Linked DNA regions of Homo sapiens: all the other regions are linked to region 2. A link is an interaction called in ENCODE POLR2A ChIA-PET data of the cell type or tissue named here. Cell type or tissue: PC-9. All regions are shown on one strand.

What was found. ChIA-PET counts read pairs that join two places held together with the same protein. Peaks named below come from ENCODE experiments on the same cell type or tissue, not always from the same donor. Only the 100,000 strongest peaks of a DNase experiment are listed, where the experiment ranks them.
Region 1: POLR2A ChIA-PET joins it to region 2 with 18 read pairs; 2 of 35 experiments call an interaction of 5 or more read pairs at or near these places.
Region 3: POLR2A ChIA-PET joins it to region 2 with 14 read pairs; 3 of 35 experiments call an interaction of 5 or more read pairs at or near these places.

Annotation. Positions count from the first base shown.
Region 1 is chr7:107,190,717-107,198,716 of GRCh38, reverse strand. HBP1 (HMG-box transcription factor 1) reads right to left here. Exons shown (of 11, transcript NM_012257.4): 9 at 2,566-2,883. Among named protein-coding and RNA genes, the nearest start is that of HBP1, 26 kb to the right of the region's middle. In PC-9, a CTCF peak has its summit at 4,392; no DNase peak of the experiment used is centred here.
Region 2 is chr7:107,503,311-107,511,310 of GRCh38, reverse strand. All of the region lies in intron 6 of COG5 (component of oligomeric golgi complex 5), which reads left to right. Among named protein-coding and RNA genes, the nearest start is that of GPR22, 37 kb to the right of the region's middle. RefSeq lists enhancers at 2,366-2,865, 2,866-3,367. In PC-9, no CTCF peak of the experiment used is centred here; DNase peaks (open chromatin) are centred at 4,570 and 5,060; H3K4me3 peaks cover 1,363 bases; H3K27ac peaks cover 2,779 bases.
Region 3 is chr7:107,400,966-107,408,965 of GRCh38, reverse strand. The region is part of intron 7 of COG5 (component of oligomeric golgi complex 5); the gene reads left to right. Among named protein-coding and RNA genes, the nearest start is that of GPR22, 65 kb to the left of the region's middle. In PC-9, no CTCF peak of the experiment used is centred here; DNase peaks (open chromatin) are centred at 3,195, 3,685 and 4,025; H3K4me3 peaks cover 398 bases; H3K27ac peaks cover 1,537 bases.

The DNA.
Region 1 (8,000 bases), 310 kb after region 2:
ATTCCCTCAGAATTTGCCTCCAAATGAGAATTTATTCATTGAATTAAGGCAGCTTTATTAGAGACAGTGAAGAATCCAATTTCAAAATTATGATTTATCCCATTCAGTTTAGAGATAGGTGATATCTGATGGCCCTCAATGTTAGATGATTGATTACCAGTATATCACATGGGAGCAATGCTAAAATGCAAAGAAAATACCAGATTTGGCTGGGCACGGTGGCTCACATATGTAATCCCAGCACTTTGGGAGGCAGAGGTGGGCAGATCACCTGAGATCAGGAGTTCGAGACCAGCCTAGCCAACAAGGTGAAACCCCATCTCTACTAAAACTACAAAAAATTAGCCAGGTGTGGTGGTGCATGCCTATAGTTCAAGCTGCTCAGAGGCTGAGGCAGGAGAATCACTTCAACCTAGGAGGCAGCAGTTGCAATGAGCCGAGATCACACCACTGGCACTACAGCCTGCGTGACAGAGCAAGATTCCATCTCATAAAAAAAAAAAAGATTTTTGAGCAATAAAGGGTATAACCTGATTTAGAGATCCTATAAAAAGATCAGAAAACAAAACATCTAAAGATAAAATGAGATTTACACCCCTTATAATCAGGATAGTCCAGTTCCCCAGAATTGGAAATAAATACAGAATGCATCCCAGCTGACATTCTCAACTACTGGCGGGGAAGAGACTTACAGGGACGTGAATCCTGTTTCTAGATGTCAAAGGATATGTTTAATAATTAAATACCAGAAGTGTACAAAAAGAGAAATGCAGCATGTACCTGTCACTAAATCTAAGGCCAGTCATTTTCTCAGGAAAAACAAATTGAGCAAGGGGAAAGGTACAAATTACTCTTAAAATGTCTTTAAAGCCTAAAAGTCAGTCACAGAAGTAGACTTCCAAACTAACTTTTTTTAAAAAACACACTTAAACCCACTCTTTTTACTGAAGAAATGGATTACAACTTAAAGATTAATTGCCAAAAGTCACACAAATGACTGACAGATCCAAGAGTTAAAACATTTCAATAGTATTAAAAAGCCTCTTAGCGCTGGGCCCGTGGCTCATGCCTGTAATCCCAGCATTTTGGGAGGCCAAGGTGAGCGGATCACTTGAGCTCAGGAGTTTGAGACCAGCCTGGCCAACATAGTGAAACCCCATGTCTACTAAATATGCAAAAAATTAGCTGGGTGTAGTGGCGCATGCCCGTAATCCCAGCTACTCGGGTGGCTGAGGCAGGAGAATCGCTTGAACCCACAAGGCAGAAGTTGCAGTGAGCCAAGATCCTGCCACTACACTCCAGCCTGGATGACAGTGAGACTCCGCCTCAAACAAACAAAAAAAGACTCTTAGAATTCTTGACTCACTAATTACACACTTATGTGTCTAAAGGAACTAGGACAAAGCTATTCATTACTGTGGTAACACAGTAATGACTTTTCTCATGATATCAAGATAAAGCAAATGGTAGTTTTGATCCTCAGGGTACAAAGACTGGAAGAAGACAGCGTTATTAATATATGGAGAACTTGACTGGTTTGAGAGGGATTCAGCAGTAGAGGACTCGGAGATGAGTAAGGGTACAGGCAACAGAGTAGGAAGGACTTGAGTTGATTTTTATTTCCAGCTTCTACTGAGGACAGCTCTTAAGTTCACCGTTTTGACAACTCTGGCAGCTTGCTACAAATTGCCAGTTCCCCGTACAATCCATAGTTGACTCAGGTGAAAAGCTGTTCCATAAAGATAGAACTGTTAATTGTTAGAACCGTGTCCTCCAACAGATAAATAACATGATTTTAAAAGGTAGATCTTGCACTTTGGGAGGCAGGCAGATGGCTTGAACCCAGGAGTTTGAGACCAGCCTGGGCAACATGGCACAACCCTATCTCTACAAAAAATACAAAAATTAACTGGGTGTGGTGGCATGTGCCTGTAATCCCAGCCATTCAGGAAGCTGAGGTGGGAGGATTGAGCCTGGGAGATACAGGCTACAGTGAGTTGCGCCGCTGTACTGCAGCCTGGGCTATGGCACAAATAATAAAAGGTAGATCCTTACTACTAAGGTAGATAACCTAATTGTCTATGTATTATAAAATAATTACATATAACCCTAAAAATTCCACTTAAACTTTTTACTTTAAAGTCAACCTGGCCGGGCACAGTGGCTCACGCCTGTAATCACGGCACTTTAGGAGGCCAAGGTGGGTGGATCACGAGGTCAGGAGTTCGAGATCAGCCTGGCCAACATGGTGAAACCCTGTCTCTACTAAAAATACAAAAAATTAGCCAGGTATGGTGGTGGGCGCCTGTAGTCTCAGCTACTTGAGAGGCTGAGGCAGGATAATCACTTGAACCTGGAAGGCGGAGGTTGCAGTGAGCTGAGATCGTACCACTGGACTCCAGCTTGGGTGACACAGCGAGACTCCGTCTCAAAAACAAACAAAAAAGTCAACCTAAGAGTTGAATAAAAGCTATTAAAGAATAAGTTTACTTAACTATTCCAGTTACCATGAACCGTATTGAAGTGTTACTCATTTATTGTAATCAGAATTATCACTATTTTTACCTGTTATCTTTCCCTGGATACATCTGAGTATATTCAACTCTGTATTTTTTGGCAAAAAGCATGAAGGCATTCATTGGTCTTTTGCACTTATTAGGAGAAGTGGCACTCACAGTCCCTGAGCTGTGGTTTTTGACAGCTTTAGCATACAAAGAATTGGAAGAGAGCTGTGATGATCCAGGTGAGCCACAGTTTTTACTGAATCCAGATCTTGCAAAGTCTTGACCACCAGGTCCTCCACAAGACAAAGATGCACGACGCTGGCGAGCCATACTACTTAACACATAAACTGCAGAAGAATCCATAGGTGTGAAGTCATAGCTATAAAATTAAAAAAAATAATAATATTTTAATTCAATTTTGAATTCTCTGATTTCTAAAAAGCAGGTTAAAAAAAAAAAAAAGAAAACATCTGATTGGAAATTTCAGTGCATTTCCCCCTATATCATGTTACCAACACTAACAACTTTTGCCACTGATAGTTGCTTATAAAATGAAATCTGTATATGTGCTAACTGAAATTAATTTTTTTAAAAAACCTCTGCAGATAATACAAAAGCTTAAAAAAGACTTTGAACCCCCCAAAGGAATGTTATAATCAGCATACTTTATTCATAGCAAGTAACTCCTCCAAATCCTACACAACCCACTTATTCTTACTTTAAATTCATTTCTGGACAAATGTGACAATATGGTTTCTTGGCCTATAGGCACCCAGACCTAGAAAATTAAAATGGAGTGGCAGGCAACATACCAGGCCTAAGGACTACTATAGAAAACAAATGGTTGGGAAAGGCAGTGAAAAGCTGTTAAATGTGGCTAAAGGAACTTAAGGACAGGCCTGGTGGCTCACGCCTGTAATCCCAACAGTTTGGGAGGCCGAGGTGGGTGGATCACCTGAGGTCAGGAGTTTAAGACCAGCCTGGGCAACATGGTGAAACCCCATCTCTACCAAAAATACAAAAATCAGCTAGGCGTGGCAGCACATGCCTGTAATCCCAGCTATTCGGGTGACTGAGGCAGGAGAATCGCTTGAACCAGGGAGGCAGATCACAGCACTGCACTCCAACTGGGCAACAGAGTGAGACTCCGTCTCAAAAAAAATAAAAAACAAATAAAGGAACTTAAAATGCCCAGTAATCTGGGTCATTTGTTTAGGTAAAGAGAGCCATACATACATCAGTCTCCCGAAAGGCCATCCATGACCTATAACATAGCCTAATAACATAAAGTTCATTGTAAAAACCTGCCTTTGTCAGGAAAGGCCACATTTTGTTCTGTATGTTCAGTTTACATAGACATGGAAATAAGCTAAAGAATTCTCTTTTGTTCCAGCATTAACTCTCTTTCTGCCTATAGTACTTTTCTATCTTCTTGGCAGGAAACCTTTTATTCAGCTTCTAATCTGAACCTAGCTCCTACTTCCTTCCCTGAAACAGAAATTCCGGTAATACATCAAAATAGTTTAATATTAGCTACAGGAATACCATCTACCTAAAGGTAAAACATGAGATTACAAAATTCTAAAGATAGATGGAAACAGCCAAAGGAATGAGGGCGGTCCATGCCACTGACTACACACAGTAAATGACTTCTACCACTTATCAAGCACACAATGTCTTTTTTCTGAAAGTATTGCATGAAATAAATGTACTTAAACTATGACTCCAAAATTACCTCATGAATGCTTAGCAATCAGTATTACGTCAGGAAAACAATGTCTGCTTTCTAGGTTTGCAGTTTTTGTAAGATATCTTCAGCCCCTCCCATACATAATTTAGAAAAATAGCAAACTTCAGCACTGACACAAAATTACCCATCTCTACTGATGGAAAATGATTACAATTTAAAATACTAAAAGATACTGGGTAAGCTAATTACTAAAATTTGAAAACTCCACCATCTAGTGGCACAAATATAACTTATCATCTACTTCCATTATGGATACAACTTAAATCAGTTTTAAATATTCAGTCACAAAATTCAATGACTAACATTACTGCAGCAGTAATGACATAGAGTATCTTTAAAAACAGCTTCATCTTTTGCTATACTACCTTAGGTAAGCATTCATTCTCTTCACTAAAGCACCTGTACCCAAATGTGCCTTTCACAGCTCTACTTTGTGTACATGCCATTCCTTAAGCTTAGAATGCCCATTCTCACTTCACTGTCTAATCATTAGTCTTAATGGCAAACTCCACAATAATGTAGTGCCTATTAACCATGTCACATATATTAACTTATTTAATCCTTCCAATATTATCCCCATTCTACAGATTTTTTTAAAGGAGCCACAGAAATATTAATTTACTCAAGCTTCCATAGCAAATCAATTGCAGAGCCAGGATTTGAATCCAGGCAGTCCAGATCGAGCTCATGTTCCTATCAGGCTACACTGCCTCTCAATCAGCGTGTACATCTACTGTATACATTTACTAATCCATTTCCTTCTCTAGATTGGAAGCAAAGAGGTATGGCCATTCTTAACTCATTTTTTAATCAATTCTGAATAACATAATAATGGAAAATTTTAACTGAGTGCAAATTCCAGCTAGTAATATGACCTTGGGCAAGTTAAATAAACCCTGTAGCCTCAGTTTACTTATCTGTAAAATAAATCTATGCTATGCAGTGGTGCCAAAAAGAACAATAAACATAAGACACAGGGCAGAGGCTGGCACAGTGTATTTTGCCATTAGGAGTATCTATTATTGTAGAAGTATCTTAGGTGAGTAGCTAGAGAACTCAAAATTTGGAATCTTTACAAGATATGGGCTTGAATCCTAATTCTGATACTAACTGCCTTTGTTTTGGGCATGTTCCTTAACCTCTCTCAACTTTACTTCTCTCTGTAAAATGAGGATATAATCTACAAATAGGGTAATTAATATTAAATAAATTAACATTATATATATAGTAGGCACTCAAGTTTGTTAAATCATATTACCTGAACAGAAATGTCAACTTCAAAGAGTCAAAACTGACTGTTTTAAACCCGCCTGAGGCCTAGAAGGTTGGCCTCAATTCTCAATGTTTCAGAATGGGCTACTTACAACAGAACCTTGAATTATGTATGAGAGCTCATCAACTGATTGCTGACTTCTGATTCTTCCTGAGCTAGAAACTACTCACATGTCCTCTGTAAACCATGACCCGAGAATTTGCTTGGAGCAGTCCAACTTGGACTTTTTCCTCTTCTTACCTCTTTCTCTTCTTGCCCTCCCCCTAGGCCAGGCATCATCTCCCTTAACCAGTCTAATCCACAATGAAAATAAAGTCACTTTCAGCTTCTCAATTTTTTCCTGGTTTCTCCATGATGATACCACCCATTTCCACTCCTTTGCAGGGTGGGTGCTCCTGCTGTTATATTGAAGTCACTCAACAGTAAAATGAGACCAATGACTAACATCATCTTGGGAGTGATTATTATTCAGTGAGATCAAATGGTAAGAATTTGCTATCTCAGAAAAGCAGGAATTAGGCAGGCAAGTTTTCCCTTTTACTTTAAAAAAGTTTGGTGCTATGTAATAATATGTAAACTTTACATATATTTGTAAGTTATGAAGCATACAAATAAATGAGTGAACCCACAATCCAAATTAAGAATAATATTTCCAGTATCACTAAGTTCCATATTTGCCACCCCAGAAATAACCACTCTCCTGAATGTTAATCATTCTTTTTCAATAATTTTATTATGAAAATATTACTCATAAATACAACATATAAATACTACAGTAGCATTAGTTTTATTAATATCTTTCTTAATATATAAGATACAGTGTTTCATTATGCAGAAATGACTGCTATCCTTTCAAAAGTCTACTTACAAGGTTGACCCTTGACTAATTTCTAGAACTTGGATTTTGAGGGGTCCCATCATTCCCACAACTGAGAAGAGTAGTTTACTGTGCCTAGACTGGATATACAAACAACACAGTTTACTCTGAATGCCTGCTTTCCTTTTGGAAGTTTGGATTTTGTTATGTGCCAAGCAGAAGAAACCTACGTGACTGCTCTCAATAAAAACCCTAGGTGCCAAGTGCGCCTAACAAGCTTCCCTGGGAGACGACATTTCATATATGTTGTCACAGCCCACTGCTGGGGAATAAAACATGCCCTTAATTCCACTGGGAGAGGATCCCTGGAAGCCTGGCTTCCCTCAGACTTCACCCCACATCTTTTCCCTTTCCCAATTTTGCTTTGTATTAGTATTTTTTTGCCATAATAAGTCACAGCCATGAGCACAACTATGTGCAGAGTCTTGTGAATTCTCTGAGCAAATCATCAAACCTGGGGGCTAGTCTTTAGGGACCCCTGACATAATTATATAATGTGTATTACAAACCATATATAAGGGTTATTTTATTTATTTCTAAGGAACATGATTCCATAAAATAGACTCATACTGTATATTTCCAAGACTTATTTTTACTTAACATTGTTTTAAAAATTGATCCATGTTTTAAAGTTTGTAGCTAAGGTTCATTCATTTTCCACTAATTCCACTATATGATTATATCACACTTCATGGATTCACTCTCCAGTTAATAAGTATTGATACTGTTTCCACATTTTTGCTATCATGAGTAATACAGCTACAAACTTACTTGCACCATCTCCTTGAGCATGACTACAAGAATTTACTTCTCTAGAATATATATAAAAGAGGAATGAAACTGCTAATACTCACCTTTACAAGATAAAGCCAAATTATCTTCCAAAATTTTTCTATCAGGTTACAGTCTCACCAAAACATAGGAGTTATCATTAATCTATATATCCTAAGTATCAGTCCTTAAAATTTTGACTCATTTTTCTAGTTTTTCAAAAAAGAGTGTATATGAGGGATGTAATCAAACAGCATTAAGAGCATAAGCTTGTAGACATTTATCGAGCATGTGGCTTGTGTCAGGCCCTATGCAATTTGCTTTTTTAATAATAGTTTCACTCATCCTCATGATATATAAAACATACTAATTAAACTGAATGAAATAAAATCTACAGGCCAGCAGGGACTCTTGAGAATTCTCTACTTAGTGCCAGTACATGCCTATGGATTTGATAATTATCTTAAAGAAAGAATGAGTCTTTAAATCCCAGATACCTACACACAGACTTTCTCTGGGTTCCTTCTAGGAGCAAGGTGGCCAATTGTTCCAGTTTGTCTAGGACTGAGGGGTTTCCTGAAAGCTAGACTTTCAGTGCAAAAACCAGGAAAGTCCCATATAAATGAAGATAGCTGGCCAACCTTCTGGAGTCAGGACACATGGGTTCTTGTCCTTTTCTGCCACTTACTAGCAACGTGATCTCAGGAATAACCACTTCCCTCTCTAAGCCTTTCTAGATGTGAAGTTTAGGCTATTTTCTACTATTTGTTAAACCATGCAACTAATGCCCTTGGTCAAAATGAGTATGAAACAAAGATACAGTTA
Region 2 (8,000 bases):
AATTTATCCATTTCTTCTAGATTGTCTAGTTTATTTGCGTAGAGGTGTTTGTAGTATTCTGTGATGGTAGTTTGTATTTCTGTGGGATCGGTGGTGATATCCCCTTTATCATTTTTTATTGCATCTATTTGATTCTTCTCTCTTTTCTTCTTTATTAGTCTTGCTAGCAGTCTATCAGTTTTGTTGATCTTTTCAAAAAACCAGCTCCTGGATTCATTAATTTTTTGAACGGTATTTTGTGTCTCTATTTCCTTCAGTTCTGCTCTGATTTTAGTTATTTCTTGCCTTCTGCTAGCTTTTGAATGTGTTTGCTCTTGCTTTTCTAGTTCTTTTAATTGTGACGTTAGGGTGTCAATTTTGGATCTTTCCTGCTTTCTCTTGTGGGCATTTAGTGCTATAAATTTCCCTCTACACACTGCTTTGAATGTGTGCCAGAGATACTGGTATGTTGTGTCTTTGTTTCCGTTGGTTTCAGAGAACATCTTTATTTCTGCCTTCATTTCGTTATGTACCCAGTAGTCATTCTGGAGCAGGTTGTTCAGTTTCCATGTAGTGGAGCGGTTTTGAGTGAGTTTCTTAATCCTGAGTTCTAGTTTGATTGCACTGTGGTCTGAGAGACAGTTTGTTATAATTTCTGTTTACATTTGCTGAGGAGTGCTTTACTTCCAGCTATGTGGTCAATTTTGGAATAGGTGTGGTGTGGTGCTGAAAAGAATGTATATTCTGTTGATTTAGGGTGGAGAGTTCTGTAGATGTCTATTAGGTCCGCTTGGTGCAGAGCTGAGTTCAATTCCTGGGTATCCTTTTTAACTTTCTGTCTCGTTGATCTGTCTAATGTTGACAGTGGGTTGTTAAAGTCTCCCGTTATTATTGTGTAGGAGTCTAAGTCTCTTTGTAGGTCACTAAGGACTTGCTTTATGAATCTGGGTTGTCCTGTATTAGGTGCATATACATTTAGGATAGTTAGCTCTTCTTGTTGAATTGATCCCTTTACCATTATGTAATGGCCTTCTTTGTCTCTTTTGATCTTTGTTGGTTTAAAGTCTGTTTTATCAGAGACTAGGATTGCAACCCCTGCCTTTTTTTGTTTTCCATTTGCTTGGTAGATCTTCCTCCATCCCTTTATTTTGAGCCTATGTGTGTCTCTGCACGTGAGATGGGTTTCCTGAATACAGCACACTGATGGGTCTTGACTCTATCCAGTTTGTCAGTCTGTGTCTTTTAATTGGAGCATTTAGCCCATTTACATTTAAGGTTAATATTGTTATGTGTGTATTTGGTCTTGTCATTATGATGTTAGCTGGTTATTTTGCTCGTTAGTTGATGCAGTTTCTTCCTAGCCTTGATGGTCTTTACATTTTGTCATGTTTTTGCAGTGGCTGGTACCGGTTGTTCCTTTCCATGTTTAGTGCTTCTTTCAGGAGCTCTTTTAGGGCAGGCCTGGTGGTGACAAAATCTCTCAGCATTTGCTTGTCTGTAAAGGATTTTATTTCCCCTTCACTTATGAAGCTTAGTTTGGCTGGATATGAAAATTCTGGGTTGAAAATTCTTTTCTTTAAGAATGTTGAATATTGGTCCCCACTCTCTTCTGGCTTGTAGAGTTTCTGCCGAGAGATCCGCTGTTAGTCTGATGGGCTTCCCTTTGTGGGTAACCCGACCTTTCTCTCTGGCTGCCCTTAACATTTTGTCCTTCATTTCAACTTTGGTGAATCTGACAATTACGTGTGTTGGAGTTGCTCTTCTCGAGGAGCATCTTTGTGGCGTTCTCTGTATTTCCTGAATCTGAATGTTGGCCTGCCTTGCTAGATTGGGGAAGTTCTCCTGGATAATATCCTGCAGAGTGTTTTCCAACTTGGTTCCATTCTCCCCATCACTTTCAGGTACACCAATCAGACGTAGACTTGGTCTTTTCACATAGTCCCATATTTCTTGGAGGCTTTGTTCATTTCTTTTTATTCTTTTTTTCTCTAAACTTCCCTTCTCGCTTCAGTTCATTCATTTCGTCTTCCATCACTGGTACCCTTTCTTCCAGTTGATCGCATCAGCTCCCGAGGCTTCTGCATTCTTCACGTAGTTCTTGAGCCTTGGCTTTCAGCTACCTCAGCTCCTTTAAGGACTTCTCTGCATTGGTTATTCTAGTTAGCCATTCGTCTACTTTTTTTTCAAGGTTTTTAACTTCTTTGCCATTGGTTCGAACTTTCTCCTTTAGCTCAGAGTAGTTTGATCTTCTGAAGCCTTCTTCTCTCAACACGTCAAAGTCATTCTCCTTCCAGCTTTGTTCCATTGCTGGTGAGGAGCTGCGTTCCTTTGGAGGAGGAGAGGCGCTCTGATTTTTAGGGTTTCCAGTGTTTCTGCTTTGTTTTTTTCCCATCTTTGTGGCTTTATCTACTTTTGGTCTTTGATGTTGGTGATGTACAGAAGGGTTTTTGGTGTGGATGTCCTTTCTGTTTGGTAGTTTTCCTTTTAACAGACAGGACCCTCTGCTACAGGTCTGTTGGAGTTTGCTAGAGGTCCACTCCAGACCCTGTTTGCCTGGGTATCAGCAGCGGTGGCTGCAGAACAGCGGTGGCTGTAGAACAGTGGATGTTGGTGAACCGCAAATGCTGCTGCCTGATCGTTCCTCTGGAAGTTTTGTCTCAGAGGAGTACCCGGCCGTGTAAGGTGTCAGTGTGCCCCTACTGGGGGGTGCCTCCCAGTTAGGCTGCTCGGGGGTCACGGACCCACTTGAGGAGGCAGTCTGCCCATTCTCAGATCTCCAGCTGCGTAGTGGAAGAACCACTACTCTCTTCAAAGCTGTCAGACAGGGACCTTTAAGTCTGCAGAGGTTACTGCTGTCTTTTTGTTTGTCTGTGCCCTGCCCCCAGAGGTGGAGCCTACAGAGGCAGGCAGGCCTCCTTGAGCTGTGGTGGGCTCCACCCAGTTGGAGCTTCGGGGCTGCTTTGTTTACCTAATCAAGCCTGGGCAATGGCAGGCGCCCCTCCCCCAGCCTTGCTGCTGCCTTGCAGTTTGATCTCAGACTGCTGTGCTAGCAATCAGCGAGACTCTGTGGGCATAGGACCCTCCGAGCCAGGTGCGGGATATAATCCCCTGGTGTGCCGTTTTTTTAAGCCCATTGGAAAAGTGCAGTATTAGGGTGGGAGTTACCCGATTTTCCAGGTGCCTTCTGTCACCCCTTTCTTTGACTAGGAAAGGGAACTCCCTGACCCCTTGCTCTTCCCGAGTGAGGCAATGCCTCGCCCTGCTTCGGCTCGTGCATGGTGCGTTGCACCCACTGTCTTGCACCCACTGTCTGGCACTCTCTAGTGAGATGAACGCGATACCTCAGATGGAAATGCAGAAATCACCCGTCTTCTGCGTCGCTCACGCTGGGAGCTGTTCCTGTTCAGCCATCTTAGCTCCACCCACCCCATGAGAGAATATTCTTAAAACCAAATACGTCATAGAAGCATTATGATACATTTATTGTGGAAGAGAGGGGTAGTTTAAACTTGTTTCATCCACTGATGTTCTTATTGTAGCTATGATATTTCTTAATCTGATAAAACAATACTTATAGGCAAACGTTTCTCACTTATGTATAGATGAAAGTATGATTTATATAACCTTGCCATACAATAGGGACCCATTAATTACTGAAGTAATTAATGTTTTTTGAGATGTCTATAATATGTTGCAGTTGGTGAAGATTTTAGAAAGTTTTATTTCGGCCGGGTGTGGTCGTTCATGCCTGTAATCCAGCACTTCGGGAGGCTGAGGCGGGTGGATCACGAGGTCTGGAGATCAAGACCATCGTGGCTAATATGGTGAAACCCTGTGTCTACTAAAAAAAAAAAAAAAAAAATACAAAAAATTAGCTGGGCATGGTGGTGGGTGCCTGTAGTCCCAGCTACTCGGGAGGCTGAGGCAGGAGAATGGTGTGAACCCGGGAGGCAGAGCTTGCAGTGAGCGGAGATTGCACCACTGCACTCCAGCCTGGGTGACAGCGAGACTCCATCTCAAAAAAAAAAAAAAAAGAAAAGAAAAGGAAGTTTTATTTCAAGGCTATTAAAATTGTTCATTGATAGGAAAGGTTGAAAATAAACCATGAGCTTTGAAAGAAGCTGCAGGCTACAGCCTATACTGTGAGCCAGGTGAAAAACTGTAAGTCCCCAGAGGGTGAGAGTGGAAGAGACTGCCTCCAGGATACACACCCCTACAGGGGAACCTGACAATCCAACCCACAGGGGAAGACCTTTATCCTACTCAACACTGGAACTGATTTAGGAAGTGGTGACATATATAAAAGTAGGAACGGCAGTGGGAGCAGCCTTGCGTGCTTTCCCAGTCTGCAGAGTAGACCAAGGGGAGCCATTCATTATTCTGCCTCACAGTGTATCTCATGGAAGTCCGCCAGCTAACTCAGGAAGCAGTCACAGGTTGAAAGAACCTCCCAACTGAATTTCATGATAACCTCGAATGAGGAAGAATTTCCTAGGCCAGAACCAGAGGGTGAGTGGCAAGTGTCCTGTAGCCACAAGCTAGGGAGCTGGGTGCCCCAGCTGTGTGAGCCAACTGGGAGGGGCGTGGCCTGAAACCTGTGGTTCCTGTTTTCCCGCAGGGAAGGCATATGGCTTGGGGCAGTTTTGAGTAGAAGGTCTAGAACTTAGCTGGATGCTGCTACTGGGAAACTGTGGGTGTGAGATCTGCCTTGCGAAGTATGCGGGGAGCTGGGTGAGCTGGGTGGGGTTTACTATCACCTGTTACTTCCCACTCCCTACATACAATTCTCTGTGCAGCAGAGACAGTTAATACACCTCTCTGGAACATTACCCCAGTGCCAGAGAAACCTCCCTCAAACTCCTGCCCAGGGGCTGCTGCTTGCCCCACTTGTGGAGAGTCAGAGCAGGGACCTGCCTGACCCCAGCCCCCACCTGGCTTTACCCCTCCAGCCACCCTGGTAGTTTAACACAAAGGACAGAAACTTTTGGGAGCTTTATGGCCCTGCCCATTCCTGAGAAACCAAAGCACTGCCCCTGGGTAACATAAGACCAACACAAATACCACTGTTAACTACTGCAGCTGGTGCTCTTTTGCACACATCATTTCCTGGCTGGAGGCCAACTAACACAGTCCATTACATCATCTCCAGGTAGAATAATACTGCACCCAGGAAGGAGAAAACTTGTGCATGACCTTACCTGTCACCATTGCCTCTACTACCCTGGCCAACCAGGAGGTCCTGAGTCTGTCCACATAACCTTTTCATTACTACTACAACCATCATTTCAGAAAGCCAACACATTAAGACTATCCATAACCAAGGAATCTCACAGTCTGTGTCACTTTCCTGCCACCCCCATCAGAGCTGGTACTGGTACCCACTGCTGGGAGACTTGAGGACAGGCCATATCTCTGGATTCCTTGCAGGCATTCCAAGCAGCAGCCTAGAGTATGGCAGCCACACTGGGCATCTAGACCCAGAGGAACAACAGCATTCACAGTATTCTTGCCCTTAGGGACACCTGTTTCTAGGGGAAGGGAGAGTGTACCACATCAAGGGACCACCCATGGCACAAAAGAACCCAGGCGGGAGGCCTTGAGTCCCAGATCTTTCCACTGGTGGGAAGTTTCTTTCAGGAGAAATACAGTTGCCATGCTGGGCTCAGCAAGGAAAGTCTGCAGCTCTGCCCCAACAGTCAGGCAGTCCTGGTGCTTGTGAATAGCCTTGGAGAAGATGACTTCTTTTCCCCCTCATTCACCACTGCAGACACAGGTGGGGCTTTTCCCATGGGAGCTTGGCATGGGTATACCTATAGACAACCTCTCTGAAACACTTCAGGGTGACTGCATCCCCACAGGAGGAGCACTTTCCAAGTGCAGGATTGCATGAGAGGCAGAGGCACAATTCCTCTCCACTTGAAACATCAACATTCCTGCAGATGAATTTTCTGCCAGCCTGACAAGGGAGCTAAGGTGGCTCCAGTCCCTCCCTCTGGTAAGACCTCAGTGTGTTTCACTGAGAGCTTCCTCGGCCACCTCTGTCAAGGCTGGGACCTTTCCCCACCATTGGGTATTGCATTTACCCACCTGCTTTAGCCAAAGCTGGTTTTTACCTGTGGACACCTCCTGTATTGGCCTGAAGCCTAAAATATTCAATCCAGTAAATAAAATACTGGGGAAAAAATAAATAAAAAAGTGCACATCACAGGGGAATGAGATTAAGCGTCAAGAGACCTCTACCATTTCAACCCTATGGGAGACAGTGAACTTGCTCACATGACCAACATATTGCTACTACAACCAGCAGCAGAGAAAGCTATCATACAAAGACTCTTAATAACCAAGGAACTCAGAGTTTCCACCCCTGAAAGCACCAAGAACTGAATTCTCTCTTTGAGAGATAAACAAAATGGATAGACCATTAAGCTAGATGAACCAAGAAAAAAAAGAAGATTCAAATAAGCTCAATTAGAAATGAAACTGGAGACATTACAACCAATGCCACAGAACGCAATAGATCATTTGAGACTACTATTAACACCCCTATGCATATCAACTAGAAAACCTCGAGGAAATGGATAAATTCCTGGAAACATACAACCCTCCTAGATTAAATCCGGAAGAAATAGAAACCCTGAGCAGACCAATAACAAGCAGCAAGATTAAATCAGTAATAAAAAAAATTGCCAACAAAGAAAAAGCCCAGGGCTAGATAGATTCACAGCTGAATTCTACCAGATATTCAAAGATGAACTGGTATCAATCTTACTGCAACTATTGCAAAAGATTGAGAAAGAGGGAATTCTCTCTGAATCATTCTTTGAAGCCGGTATTACCCTGATACCAAAACTCAGAAAGGACATAACAAAAAAAGAAAACTACAGAGCAATATCCCTGATGAACATTGATGCAAAAATTTTCAACAAAATACTAACTAACCAAATCCAACATCACATCAAAAAGATAATGCATGGTGATCGAGGGGTTTTATTTCAGGGATGCAGGGATGATTTAACATATGCAAATCAATAAATGTGATATATCACATAAACAGAATTATAAATAAAAACTATATGATCATCTCAATAGATGCAGAAAAAGCATCCGGTAAAATCCAGCATCCTTTTATGATAAAAAACCCTCAACAAACTAGGCATAGAAGGGATTTCCTTCAAATTAATAAAAGCCATATATGACAAACCCACAGCCGACATCATACTGAACGGGGAAAAGTTGAAAGCCTTCCCCCTGAGAACTGGAACAAGACAAGGATGCCCACTTTGATCACTTCTATTCAACATAGTACTGGAAGTCCTAGTCCTAGTCAGAGCAATCAGGGAAGAGAAGGAAGTAAAGGGCTTCCAAATTGGAAAAAGAAAGTCAAACTATCACTGTTCACTGATGATGTGATTGTATACATGAAAAACCCTAAATAAAGACTGCTCCAGAAGACTCCTAGATTTGATAAACAAGTAAAGTCTCAGGTTACAAAGTCAATGTACACAAATCAGTAGCACTGCTACACACCAACCACCAAGCTGAGAATCAAATCAAGAACTTAGCCCCTTTTGCATCTGCAAAAAAGATAAAATACTAGGAATATACTTAACCAAGGAGGTGAAAGATCTCTACAAGGTGAACTACAAAACTGCTGAAAGAAAACGTGGATGACACAAACAAATGGAAACACATCTTGTGTTCATAGATTGGAAGAATCAATATTGTGAAAATAACCATACTGCCCAAAGCAGTCTACATATTCAGTGCAATTCCCCATCAAAATACCAACATTATTTTTCACCGAATGGGAAAAAAAATCCTAAAATTCATTTGGAACCAAAAAGAGCCCAAATAACCAAAGCAATCCTAAGCAAAAAGAACACATCTGGAGGCATCATATTACTGGACTCTTAGTTATACTACAAGGCTGTATACAGTTACCAGAACAGCATGGTTCTGGTATAAAAGTAGGCACATAGACCCAATGAAACAGAATAGAGAACTCAGAAATAAAGCCAAAT
Region 3 (8,000 bases), 100 kb after region 2:
CAAGTTTTAGTAGATAGGGGTTTATTATAGGATATGGTTGGGAGGGCTCAAGAAAAAGACCATAATCTGAGCCTCTCAGAACTACTGAACTGTGGAGAATTGGGCAAGTTGGGCACATATTGCTACCTCCATGTCAGGAAACTGCCCACTGGTGTTTTATATAACCTTCATTGCATTTGATAGCTTCAGAGCCATATTTCCTCTGACAAGATCTAGATCAGCAAAATAGATGTCCCCTGTTCTGCCTTTTGGCACTCATAATGCTAGGGACTATACACCAGGCCCCATTAGAGCTGATAGAAGAAATCCAAACACTCTATGACCAAGCTTGGCAGGGAAAACAACAGAAGTAGGAAAAGTACAGCCTCTGCCATCTAAATGTCAAACAAGTTCTTATAGTTAATGGAACATTAGTCATATCTGGACCCTTTTACAGCAAACACATACTAAAAGGAAGCCAGAATGTATATTGAGCAAGCTCATTCTTAGTATCATCCACATTATTCCATGAGACCATCATAAAGACTCTGTAACTCAGAATATTAAAATACAGAGTTGTCAAATATATCTTCTCCTGTGTTTGTTAGCTGCTGTGGAGCACCACTATTCAACTGGAAAACTTGGAAATCAGCTCATCTAAGGACCAGCACACTTTTTGCGAAGAGACAGATAGTAAATAGTTTAGATTTTATAGGCCATTTAGTTTCAGTTATAACTACTGAACTCTGCTGTTGAGGCAGGAAAACAGTCATAGACAATATGTAAATGAATGAATGTGGTTGTGTTCCATTAACACTTTATTAGCAAAAACAAGCAATAAACCAGATTTGTCCCACGAGCATAGTTTGTTGACTCCTGTTCTACTCTGATTGTTTCTGTATTCTTGTTTCATACCTTAGCTTTCTCATCCTGATTACTGTATTAGTCTTCTATTAGTGTCTGATTTCCATTTAATACTCATACTGCTTCCACAGTGATCTTAATATAAGGCATATCTAGTCATGTCCGTTTGCTACTTAAAATTCTTCAACAACTTTGCTCTTTATAAATCTCAAACTGTAACCCCATTTGCTTTTTGCCATCTTGCTACATCCCCAAATGACACTTATGGCTGTCCCTTGTTTCCCTGAACATAACAGGTTTGTTCAGCCTCTGTGGTTTGCATTTAATGTTAAATATTCTTTGAACACAGTTACTGGTCGAATTTACCTGGCTGTTTGTTTTGTATTCATTCTTTACCCAACTTTGTCCTCCTTAACTTCCCCAAATAGCCTTTCCTGATTCTTGTGGGTGGTTTTAGAACCTCTATTTAGGGTTATAATAGCACCTTTGAAAAAAAAAAAAAAAAGAAGATGCTTAATAATGTTATTTATTATATTTGAGCATTTTATTTATCACACTTGTTATAATATATATATGTTTTGATGTACTCACTGGATTGACGTTCATTAAGACCTAGTACTATATCTTTTATCTCTGTTTTCCCATTCTTTGAATTGCTCAATAAGTATTTGTTAAATATTAAATAATTGGATAAAACACTAGATGATGGTCTTAATGTTTATTTTTCTTTTTCCTTTTTTGAGATGGAGTTTTGCGCTTGTTGCCCAGGTTGGAGTGCAGCGGCACGATCTCGGCTCACTGAAACCTCCGACTCCTGGGTTCAAGTGATTCTCCCACCTCAGCCCCCCGAGTAGCTGGGATTACAGGCACGTGCCACCACACCCAGCTCATTTTTGTATTTTTAGTAGAGACGGGGTTTCGCCATGTTGGCCAGACTGGTCTCAAACTCCTGACCTCAGATGATCGACCCGCCTCTGTCTCCCAAAGTGCTGGGATTACAGGCGTGAGCCACCGTGCCTGGCCCTAATGTTTCTTTTGAAGGATGATTGCTCAAATTATCAAATTCTTTGATAATTACTTCTCAAAGAAATACTTAAGGAATTCCAAGTCAACCTTGAATAAAGATGAATATTTCTACAGAAAATTGATATTAGCATAGTTTGTTTAGTTGTGAGAAAGATGGCAATTTGTATTTCAGGGAGTGCAATGTCATAAGCCTTTTGTATTAATCTAATGGGAAACCTTATGTATATATACTACCTAAAATTTTGCATCTATGACATGTTTTTGATGTATACATTTGTATATATCTTTATGCAGTTCTTAAAATTGTATCATATTTTAGAGTCATGGGACTCAAACCAAGTAATTCTAGAAGGGAAACAGTACCAACGTTTTTGAAACCAAAATATTATCTTCAATAGGGTTGGATAAATTTAACATGTCAAAAAGGAATGGTTACTTTTAAAGGCTTTTTGTTTTTTAATTTAATTCTCTTATATTTAAAGTAAGAAAGTATTTTCTAGCCTAGTTGTTTCTAAATAAATATATATTAGATATTTTATTGTCTTGTGCACATTTTTACCAGTTGTCAAGTTTGACTTTTCTTTGGTTTTTAAATTCATATTAAAAATTAAGAGACTGACAAACTTTTAGGAAGTTAGTATTCCTTAAATATTGATAGTTTTGTTATCTGTTTAGACTATATAAATTTATTCAAAAGATTTATCAAAGTAGATGACTGTTGTTATTTAACCAGTGGCCTATTTCTAATAAATCAGATTAAAAAGACAAAAGTATAAAAGTAATGTGTGTCTGCACGGGTAGGTGTAGAATGATCTGCATAGATCTTAGAAAAATAGGAGTCAGGGAACTATAATTTTGTTGTATGTCTCAGCATGGTTCATAGGAGGATAGGTTCTGCTCAGTGGAGGGGGAGTATTTTCTCCCTGTAAGGCCATATGTATCATATTATCATAGTTTATTGACATTATCCCTTAATATTATCCAATTCATTTGTCTTATTTAGATGTATAAAGTAACCTTCTGAGTACAATTTGGCTCCTCTGTTAGTCCATTTGGGTTGCTGTAACAAAACACCATAAACTGGGTGGCTTATAAACAGAAATTTATTTTTCACAGTTCTGGAGGCTGGGGAAGTCTGAAGGCTGGAGGTGCCAGCAGATTGGGTATCTACTGAGGGCCAACATTCTGATTCACAAATGATGCCCTCTTGATGTGTCCTCATGTGGTAGAAGGAGCAAAGGCACCCTCAAGCTTCTTTTATAAGGGCATGAATCCCATTCATGGGTGCCCTGCCCTCATGATATAGTCACCTCCCAAAGGCCACACCTTCTAATACTATCACCTTGGCAGTTAGGATTTCATCATATGAATTGAGGAGGAAAGACACAAACATTCAGACTATTGCAGCTTGCTGTGTAATTTTCCTAAAGGGAGAAAATGTATTATCTGCCAGTATTAACATTCTGGTTCAGTTCATGAAATTTACTGTATTTCTTATGTATAAATTGATATTTGTGTTTGTAACATCTTTCTGAGTTTAATTGTGTGTGTCTGTCTTCCTCAGACCTGGCTTTCTCACAAAGTCAAGTTTCAGGTTTTGTGGAGCTGAGAGGATTAAACTCTTAATAATCACGTCACTGTGATAAAGCTTCTTGGGAAGCAGGCTGTCGTAGTAGAAAGAGCCTGTGTTTGGGAGCTAGTGCCTTTTCTTCTCAGAGAGCAACAAGACAGAGGTGTCATCCAGCTGTGTCAGCAGGCAATTTAGGAATTAAGAGTGAAACGAACCATTGTTCAGTCTCTGTTCTTTGTCAGGCTCTGTGTTAGTCACTTTACATTTGTTATCTCAATTGCAGTAACAGATCTGTGAAGAAGATATAATTATCCATTTTCTGTATGGTTAAGGAAACAAAGAGATGGAAAGGTTAGGAAATTAACTGAAGATTACATAGCTGGCAAGTAATAGAATCATGATCTGGAGCTCCTGCTTCCCCCTTCTTTAGTAAGACCAAGCAGTTTATTCTAACTTTATTAAATAATTATATTGAAAATTATTTGACAATTTGTGAAGCAATTTGTATTGAAAAGGGAATTTTTATAGCATAAATTTTTTTTTAGGAAGTCTCCATTTGATGATTAATCTAAACTGGTCCTTCAGCATTCCTCAGAATTTTTGTTTTCTGGCCAACTGTTTTTTTTTTTTTTTTTTTTTTTCATCTTCTGAAATTACTGTTTTACGCTCTCTTTACTTTCCATCAACCATCTTCTCTTGCCATACCCCCATTTTACTCTGAGCAGATGTCCTTAATTCCTGCTTCACTGAGAGTCCTCTCACACCACCTCTGCTCTAGATCCTATTTTTTATTTTCTTAGAACCTTATCTTGTTGACATTTCCATCCCTCATTTCCCTTATACTGTCTCCTTCTCATCAACATTTAAACGTGCACATTTTATGCTACTCTCCTCATATGTTCTCTGCTTTTCAGTCTCACAAGCTTTCTATTAGTCGTTCACATCCCATTTTCCTTTCTTCTTTAGGGCCTTGGTACTCTTTTTATGCCTGGAATATGCTTCACGCTCCCTGTTAGAACAGATGCTACAGCTTATATGTATTTTATCCTCAAATTATATTCTCGCATGTATCAGAGATTAAAATAAATGTATAATGTTTATTATAAATATAGACTAAAAGAATTACAGTATTTTAACTTTGAAGTACTATTGCATTCATGAATGATTACGCACTTAGTTTATAGGCTCTTAGCCTGAATAGATGTTCAGTAAACAAGGAACTTTTGAAAAATTACATCATATTATCAGTTACATTTAATAATTAATTTCTGACATTAATTTGATTCCTCAAAAGTGTTGATGATCCTCTCTTATTGAGTATGTAGTTGATGCCCATCATTTTCAATATCAGTTCATTGTAAAAGTTAAAATAGCATGAGTCTTTAGTGCTATCTTTACCAGTTGTGAAATTAGTAGTATTTAATAACACTAAAAATTCTCCATCTTCATTGTCTTCAGTGATTTTTAGATTTTTGGTTATTGACTGATAATTCAATGAGATCTTTTGTTAAAAACTAAATTGTTACTTTCTGTTGAATCATGTTAAAGAAATGGGTGATGTTTCTATTCATTGAATTCTGCCCTTACTAAAATCATAAAAATAGTAATAATAATAATAATAATAATAGAGTCACCTAACTGTAATTTGCAGATAAATTGTCACTTCATTTTTATGGCTGCTATGTTCCCAATGCATCCTCCTTAAATTCTCCTTATGTTGAAATCCTAACCGCCAAAATTATGTTATTTGGAGGTCGGCCTTTGGGAGGTAAACAGGTCATGAAGGTGGGACTCTCTTGAATGGGATTAGTGCCCTTATAAAAGACTTTTTGCACTTACTATCTACCTTCCCCTCTCCTTCTACCCCTCATTTTACTCAGAGCCTGAGAGAGCTGCTTATCCTTTTGCCATGTGGGATCATATTAAAAAGGTGTCCGTTGTCAGGGAAGGGAACATCACACACCGGGGCCTGTTGGGGTTAGGGGGCTAGGGGAGGGATACCATTAGGAGAAATAGGTAATGTAGGTGACGGGTTGATGGGTGCGGCAAAACCACCATGGCACGTGTATACCTATATAACAAACCAGCACATTCTACACATGTATCCCAGAACTTAAAGTATAATTTAAAAAAAAAAAAAGGGTGTCTTTCTGTGAACTAGGAACATGAGCCCTTATCAGATACCCAAACTGCTGGCACCTTGAACTTGGACTTCCCAGTCTCCAGAACTGCAAAAAATAAATTTCTCTTGTTTATAAGCCCAGTCTATGGTATTTTGTTACAGCAGCCAGAACAGACTAATATAATAGCTATTCCTTTGTTATCTGAAGCAACTATTTATTAGAAGAAAGTTAGTGTAATTTCTTTTTTTAGCATTCCTTTCCAAACCAAAATTGTTTTAGTAAATGCAAATAACCTCTTTCATCACTATTTTTTCCTAGTTAATTGCCTAAGTGTTTTGTATTTATTTGTATGTTTTAAATAGCTTTGTAGTATTATAAAATACTATCATATTGCAAAATGTCTATTTTCAGATTTATAAACTAAATGACTGTTTAGATATGGAGGAGCTATTGTTTCTTTCTACACGAAAAATACATAAATAAACTTCTGACCTTACAAAAGTCTTATTACTTCTGTATCGGAAAGATTTATAGTGATATCACTACCATTTTCTTTGGAAAAATTTGGAAGGACTGGTGATGTAGAGCACATCTTCTGGGGATGCACAGAATATGATCATATTAGAAAAAACATTTTTCAACTCTATAGGCAGTCTGTCACAGCATGCGACTAGATATGCCATCCACCTGCAGCTCTTCCTGGTTCCCATTTCTCTCTTTTCTACTCACCATACAATCTTTCACTGACAGAAGTCACACAAAGAAAGGGAGAGGACATTATTTGTTTATTTATTTTTTCAGGATTACAACAGACTCCATTACCTCAGGCTTTAACTAGCTTTCAAAAATAGGTGGTAGAAATTGTGATCTGGATCAGTTCCTGCGTCACCATAGATACCAGTCCCCCACAGTAAAATGATGACATTTTAATTAGGAAGATGACTTTACCTTGTGAATTAGAAGCTTTCCCAGTAAACAAGTATGAGACTTTCTGGAGGTTCAAGGTGGAGGAAGATAATGTGTTTACTTGTCTTTAGAGGTCATCAGGAAAGAGGATTTCTGTGTTCACTTCTTTCAGAGCTTGGTACCTGGCTATAATCTCGACCCTGTGGTAATTGTTGCTAGTGATAGTAACTAAGTATTCATGAACTTGCCTTTTCCCTAAAGCAGAAGACCTTCTTGGTCAAGCCTAGGGTCCTGGTGCTTATCAACTGTCAGCCAAAAGTACCATGACAACCTTAGAGAAGCCAGCTCTAGAGAACCTAGACCTAGACCTAGCTACTCTAAGAAAATAATGTAGAATTGAAGTTCAGTAGATAAATATCTATATAGTATACAGTAAGAAATTTTGATATTATGAGCTCTTTTCACTTTTGCAGTTAAAAATTCTGAATTATTTCTGGTACAGCAAGGATACTAGTTCAAATGCATTGTGTTCAGTGAGCTCTATGGAAGTTAAGCATTATCTTAAGCTTCAAAAAGAAGGTCCTCTTAAAGTTGAACACAGTGATTCCTTTTGTAGTTTGCGATAGTAGTTCTGCAGGCAGCAAGCAATTGTTTTGGGATGTTTTCCTTCCCTTATGACCCAACAAACACCATTTGCCTAGCTTTAAAAGGTACAGCTTTTATATATTTAGCTGTTTTTCTGACTTGTCTCATGGATTATACAACAGAGCCCATCATTTGGGCCTGTGTAAACTCCTTTGTATATTTGGTCCCAGTATTGTTTTTACCACTAACTAGAGTTTCAGTAATTTTTCCCCTCTTGTTCAAAACTTGTTCCTTGGCACACAGTAAACAACTTGAAAGAATGAATGTAGTAAGAGCTCGCGTATTTCCTTTATGACCTTCAAATGATAATTTGCTGTTGTTTCACCATATATTTGTCTGTTTGTTCCCATCACTATAGCTTTCATTAGATTTAATGGAGACCTGATGTGGAGTACATTGGTATTCAATTAAATAAACTTTATGACATGTATAAATAATAATTTTAAAAGTTACTCTTCGGCAATTTCTTTTTAGAGATAACATTGTATATCATTATTAATAATAGTTACATAATATGTACCGTCATAGCTTTTATAATTTAAAAGGATATTTTAAAACTAATCATTTAAATTTTTTTTCTCTAAAGCTTAATGTTAGTTGTGTGACATGTCCTTTTTATTTTATCCTTAAATTTGAATGGAAATTAATTTGAACTCTTACATAACACCCAAAATCATGGGTTGGTAAACTACAGCCCGTGGCCTGTTTTTTTATGTTGCCGCAGTGCTAAGAATTATTTTTATATTTTTAAATGGTTGGAAAAAAGCAAAAACAAACAGCATACGTAGTGTGCAAAGCCTAAACTATTTGCTGTATTGCACTTTAAAGAAAAAATATGCTGATCCCTGCTTTAAATAATTGATTTTCTTGGCAGATACTTTCATCTT